Linked DNA regions of Homo sapiens: region 2 is linked to region 1. The links are chromatin loops, found by intact Hi-C in ENCODE. Cell type or tissue: A673. All regions are shown on one strand. Links, peaks and the distances in the headings refer to the core of each region. The heading gives the core; the rest is flanking DNA. Region 1 holds the start of LINC01792 (long intergenic non-protein coding RNA 1792). Region 2 has its middle 31 kb from the start of SPATS2L.

What was found. Peaks named below come from ENCODE experiments on the same cell type or tissue, not always from the same donor. Only the 100,000 strongest peaks of a DNase experiment are listed, where the experiment ranks them.
Region 2: a loop joins it to region 1, with 3.0 times the contacts of the local background. A loop is called at or near these places in 1 of 110 quality-filtered maps.

The regions. Positions count from the first base shown.
Region 1 is chr2:200,734,338-200,737,259 of GRCh38, reverse strand. It overlaps LINC01792 (long intergenic non-protein coding RNA 1792), which reads left to right and starts at 2,083. Exons shown (of 3, transcript NR_037886.1): 1 at 2,083-2,223. It also overlaps the pseudogene AOX3P-AOX2P and the pseudogene AOX3P. In A673, for the core only: a CTCF peak has its summit at 1,370 (motif pointing right); a DNase peak (open chromatin) is centred at 1,389.
Region 2 is chr2:200,273,769-200,276,690 of GRCh38, reverse strand. No RefSeq gene overlaps it. Among named protein-coding and RNA genes, the nearest start is that of SPATS2L, 31 kb to the left of the region's middle. In A673, for the core only: no CTCF peak of the experiment used is centred there; no DNase peak of the experiment used is centred there.

The sequences.
Region 1 (2,922 bases), core at 269-2,768:
GTCTTAAAAAGTGAAGTAGTCACCCAAACCCCCAGGAGATGAGTTAGGCAGCCTTTTAAAATTAATCCTTCACACCCGGGGTTTGCAGAATGAAACACTAACGTAGAGTGACTTGACATTACTAGCTGGGCTGGTTCTAATTGCAGTTAGTCTGTTTTTATCAGGTTGGGCTTTGATTTATCTCTTGTTGACTAATCTTTGAGAATATTTCACCCTCCTACATAGCTGTATTTTATCAATATTAAGAATGTACTTGGCATGACACCTCCCCCACCTTGCCAGCATACTCATGCAACACCCCGCTGCCTCAGTAATCTCAGCTAATTTAGTTGATAAGGGAACCATGAGCTGCTCCTTGTTATCCTTATGCTAAACAAATCTAAACTATCCCTCCCCGCTGGAATGTCTCAGCCTGGAGTTCTCACCCTGTTTCTGTTTTAGCGTCTCCTAAAATGTACTCTGTAACAGGGGATCTAATTTCATCCCAGACCCATCAGTGATGGTCTGTTGCTTCCTTATCACAGGTTTCAGTGGAGCCTGTTTTTTAACTTCTGGAAGGTCCTGGCCTGCCTTATCGTTGCAGGAGTACTAGGAAAATCAAGCTTTTTTTTTTTTTTTTTTTTTTTTCAGTCATACAATTCCTTCTCCCTAAGGAGAAGACCCAGAGCCTTATTAGTGGAGGAGAAACCAGAAACAAAAAAACATAATTATTATTAAGGTCAGAAGCATCACATAGACCAGCATCACCACCTCTTATTTGACACAGAGGGAAAAGGGCAGTTCAACCCCAGTGGGGATTGAAGTATCCCTGTCTGCTCTATTGCCTGAATCCTCATAAGAGTTCAAACACAGTTTGAAGCCAAATAACTCCATTTCCATTGCACACATCACCATGTCACCTCATGCTAGGCACGACACACCTTCTGCCAGGCTATACTGAGAACATTCTACTTAATGTGGTTCTATTCATATTTTATTCCATCTCTGGTCACAAAATCTAGGTTTCTTCCAATGCAAGTGAAAAGAACTTCAACTTTGATTCTCAGAAAGGGCATTTCAGTGGAACTCTATGCTTTTCAGAGTTCATGGGTCTATGAGGTAAACATGCAATGACTTTCTGGAGCACTCACTATACTAAAGATTTTGAGAAAACAAATGTATACTGAGCCAAACATGTAGGTCATATGATTGAGCATGCAAACCTTAAACAAATGTTTAAGTCAAAATTACAGCTGTGCAAAAATGTATTTCCTGGGTGTGCTGGTGGGGAACACATCTGGCTCCAGTACATCCCACCCCTGCCAGTGTCCTTCACTCATCTGGGACTTAGGAAAAGTTCGAGAATCGTGGAAACTTTCCTGCAAGCCACTAGAGGGTACTCATGCTTTAATTTTAAGAGCCCTAAAGGAAGGCGCATTGTTTGTTTTAGCTCTGCTTTGCAGAGACCAAACTGAGCAGTTAACTCACATAGCTAATTGGACAGGCTGTGGGGTGGACCTGAGGGGTAGAATGGCAGTAACAAAAAGAGTGTTGGCCAGGCGCAGTGGCTCACGCCTGTAATCCCAGCACTTTGGGAGGCTGAGGCGGGTGGATCACGAGGTCAAGAGATCGAGACCATCCTGGCCAACATGGTGAAACCCTGTCTCTACTAAAAATACAAAAATTAGCTGGGCGTGGTGGCGCACACCTGTAGTCCCAGCTACTCGGGAGGCTGACGCAGGAGAATTGCTTGAATCTGGGAGGTGGAGGTTGCAGTGAGCTGAGATTGCACCACTGCACTCCAGCCTGGCGACAGAGCGAGAGTCTGTCTCAAAAAATAATAATAATAATAAAAAATAAACAGAAAGTTTAATGAGGAACAATATATTTACATAGTTTCAAAGTATCTCCCCACAGAATATTTATTAACTACAGAAGGAGAAAAACCACCTCACTGTGGAGAGTCCTGGTAGACACCATCTTAACCAAGTGGGACATGTTGAAGTCATGTGTCACCTGGCAGGATGCCATGAGGGGAACACAGAGTCACTTTTGTAATATTCTGACAAAGACTCATAACATCGATCTAACCACGACAAAACAATAGACAAACTCAAAATGGGAGACATTGGACAAGATAACTGGCCAAACTCTTCCGAAGTGTCAAAGTCATGATGTCAAAGAGAGAGGGGAGACCTGATTCCTGCTCCAGGACACCTCAGAGACAGGACAACTAAATGAAAAGTGAGATTCTGTATTGAATATTTTTGCTATAAAATACTTGATTGGGACAACTGGCGAATCTTGAATGGAGTCTGATAATTAGATAGTAGTTGTGAACTGCTGTTAATTTCTGGATTCTGATGGGTATATTGTATAGTGTGTAGGACTAAACTCTTAAGTGTTCAGGGGTTTGGGGCATTAGGTCAGCAATTTACTCTCAAATGATTCAGGGTAAAAAAAATTCTTTGTACTGTACATGCAAATTTTCTGTAAACTTGTCATTGTTTCAAAAGCTAAAAATGAGTTAAAATTTTTGTGATCAATTCTGGTAAAGAGAAGATTAAGAACTGGCTAAATAATGTTCTTCAGGTATGACAAGTGTTGTTATAAGGAAGGTCTTTTTCATCTGCTGAGAAACTTAATAGATTCATGTTAGACATACGTATTTAATTCAATTTCACTTATTTCCTAAACAAGCCTTACATGAGTCTATTTATAGAAAGCATTCATATTAAATACAAATACAATAGTCAAATCATTAAAATAAGTGTAAAAGATGAGAGTCAAGAAATGAGATGAAATGAATAATAAGAGAGTAGGAATTTATATATGATAAAAACTGGCCAGGTGCGGTGGCTCATGCCTGTAATCCTAACATTTTGGGAGGCCGAGGTGGGTGGATTGCCTGAGCTCAGAAGTTCGAGACCAGCCTGGGCAACA
Region 2 (2,922 bases), core at 324-2,823, 460 kb after region 1:
GGCACTCTGGAGACTGAGGAATGGGCTGATGTTGCAGTTCAAAGTCCAAAGGCTGGCCATCTGCTGCAGAATTCACTCTTAAGCGGGTAAGTTAGCCTTTTTGGTCTTTTCTGGACTTAAACTTACTGGATGAGGACCACTCACATGATGAATGGCAATCTGCTTTACTCAAAGTCCACCAATCCAAAAACACCCTTACAGAAACATCCAGATTAGTGTTTGACCACATATCTGGGCACTATGGCCCACTCAAGTTGACACGTAAAATGAACCATCATAAGGTCTTAGAGTCCAGGACTTACTCAAGTCTATGGAGTTAATTAGTCACAGAATTGTTTCTAAAATTCTGGGCTTCTGACATTAAGTTCCCTATACAAGACTTACTGAGCACTAGAATTAAGGGATAGTCTTCATAAATTCCGATTTAGGGAGCAAGAATGGAAAGGAGTTAGCCAGAAATGTCAGTTATAATTATGTAAGTGCTAAAAGCAAGAATCAGACCCTAGATAATTAGGAACCATGAAAAACCTTACTCCTCCTTAGTTAATGTTATGTGTAATTATACAAAATCACAAAACCATAAATGAACTCAAAATAAGAGAAAAGAAACTAAACCATCTGCCTAAATTTAAAAGATGCCTGTGAACGCTCAAGTTCAGGCCTGGAGTATTTCACTACAACATCTAGTTGTAGTAGATGTGAATAACCTGGCAGCATATGGGGCCAGGGTGGGCTGGCAAGGAGCGAGGTTCAGCTGGAAGGCTGGTTTATTCTGGGAAGTCTGACCTATATTGTGGGGCAAGCTTAGGCTTTCAGACTTGCAAACCAGCAGAGTAAGTAGAGTTTCAAGCAGCATGGCTTTCCCTGCCATCCACATATCATTCCCCAACCTCCTCATCTTGGCAGGAGTTTCTGTGTCTCAGATGGGTCGGCCAAAGCAACTCATCATCATCACGAAGAGTGTGAGATCCATGGCAAAAATTCACATTCCAAACCCATAAATCCATGAATTGATGATTCTGGAGGCTTCCTTGTCGCAACACAGTAAATTCACACACACTACAGTCTCCTACTCCTATTTACTTGTGATAATGAAGAATACAAATCGTATCACTCTTTGAAGACCTCAGATAATCCCCAAACCTAATTTTAAGTTAAATAGTTTCAACTTCCTGCCTCACTAAACAGCTGTTCTTTCAGTCAATTCTTCTCACCCTCCCTTTGCAAATCCTGGTGGGGACAAAACAGCATGCACAAATGTGTGTCCTGTTTTTCATATGCTAAAAATTTCATGGCTCAGCTGTACATATATTGTTATATTTCAAATACACCCTGAGTGAGGGGACTTGAGATTTAAAATCATCCCAAGGTAAAGGAAAAAGTCTTTTGATTTTATAGTGTTCGTGTCCAAATTTACCTGCCATATAGTTCTGACTTTTATAAGTCATATTTGCTAAAAGGAAGGTAAAACAGTATTAATAAAAAGATGGGTGAGAAATGCAGTTAATTAAGTGCCTACTAAGTGCCAAGTAGTATGCTGGACATGGCCTTGCGTACTCAGTGAGAACAAAACATGTTGAACATCTCTGCTTCTCAATAAGCACCTTTGATACTCAAGATAGGCCTTAAGTTTCTAATGAAAGGCAAGCTCCAATATTTAGCCCCTAAATATTGGAACAATAAATGTGCAACTGCTTAAGACAAAACAATGAATCACGTTTCATTTCTCTGCCTGAATAAGAGAAGCAGTCCTTTGTCCTGCCTTTGCTTCATGCTCAGCAGATGCTGGCTTCCCCCAAAGATAAAGCGTTCTTTGTGTGCTGTGCCCTCAGCTTCTCTGGGTATAGGATGACAGCTTCTGTATGCAGATGCTGAAAAATCTTTCTGAGAGTGTTTACATAGTAGTTGTCTCTTGAGCACATGCTTATTTTTAGTGGTAAATTATCAGAGCTTGTGAGGCTGAAACCTCAGCTACTTTTTGCATGTGTTTTAAGTAACCGAATTTCAGACTCAGAAACCATAGACCACATATCACCCATGACAATAGTTTTCAGACCTCACCCTCTCATCGTGCCAGGTAATTGAAATTGATTAATGACTTACCGATTTAACAATGGTCAGTGAGAGTCCACAAAATGCTTATTTTCAGATTATTCATAGTTGGAAGTCAATTTATTCATCACCAAGAAGAGTGAGCTGAAATACTGCTCTTTGTGGAGGTAGAAACCTTAGGTCAGTGATCTCAAGTCATTGCTCAGTATCTGTAGAGAACCAGAGCAAAGAAAAAGGGTCAAGTCCTAAGACCTGATGGAAAAACTGCTTAAATTGCTAGTAGGGAGGTGAAGACTGCCTTGGATACTTAGAATTCCACAGATGCTGCCCTCAGCAACATCCTTGATACTGCCCGAAAGTGGCAGAGATTGCTCCAAATCCTTCCGGAAGAGACCTGGGAGACACAGTGAACTCATATCCAAGATAGCTGTTTTTATGGGGTACAGCAAATGAAGAGCAGAGGCTCTGCTCCAGGCCCTCTGCTTTGTGCTTTGTCACCTCAGAGATTTAAGGAAGCAGCTTCATTCACTGATGACCAGGAAGGTTTAAGGGCAACACAGATTTTTTGTTTTTTTTTTAAGTCAGGACTCCTGGTTCTAAGCAACAGAACTCAGCCTAACTTTTACTTTTTTTTTCTTTTGCATTTTATTTATTTATTTATTTATTTTTATTTTACTCTAAGTTCTGGGATACATGTGCTGAACATGCAGGTTTGTTACATAGGTATACGTGTGCCATGGTGGTTTGCTTTGCTGCACCTATCAACAACACATGGTGGGCAAGTTTCCCGTAGTACCTGGTTAGAAATCACAGTAAAAAAAAATAGCTGTCTCTACTGTGTTCATATGGCAGTCCCAGAAATGGACTTTG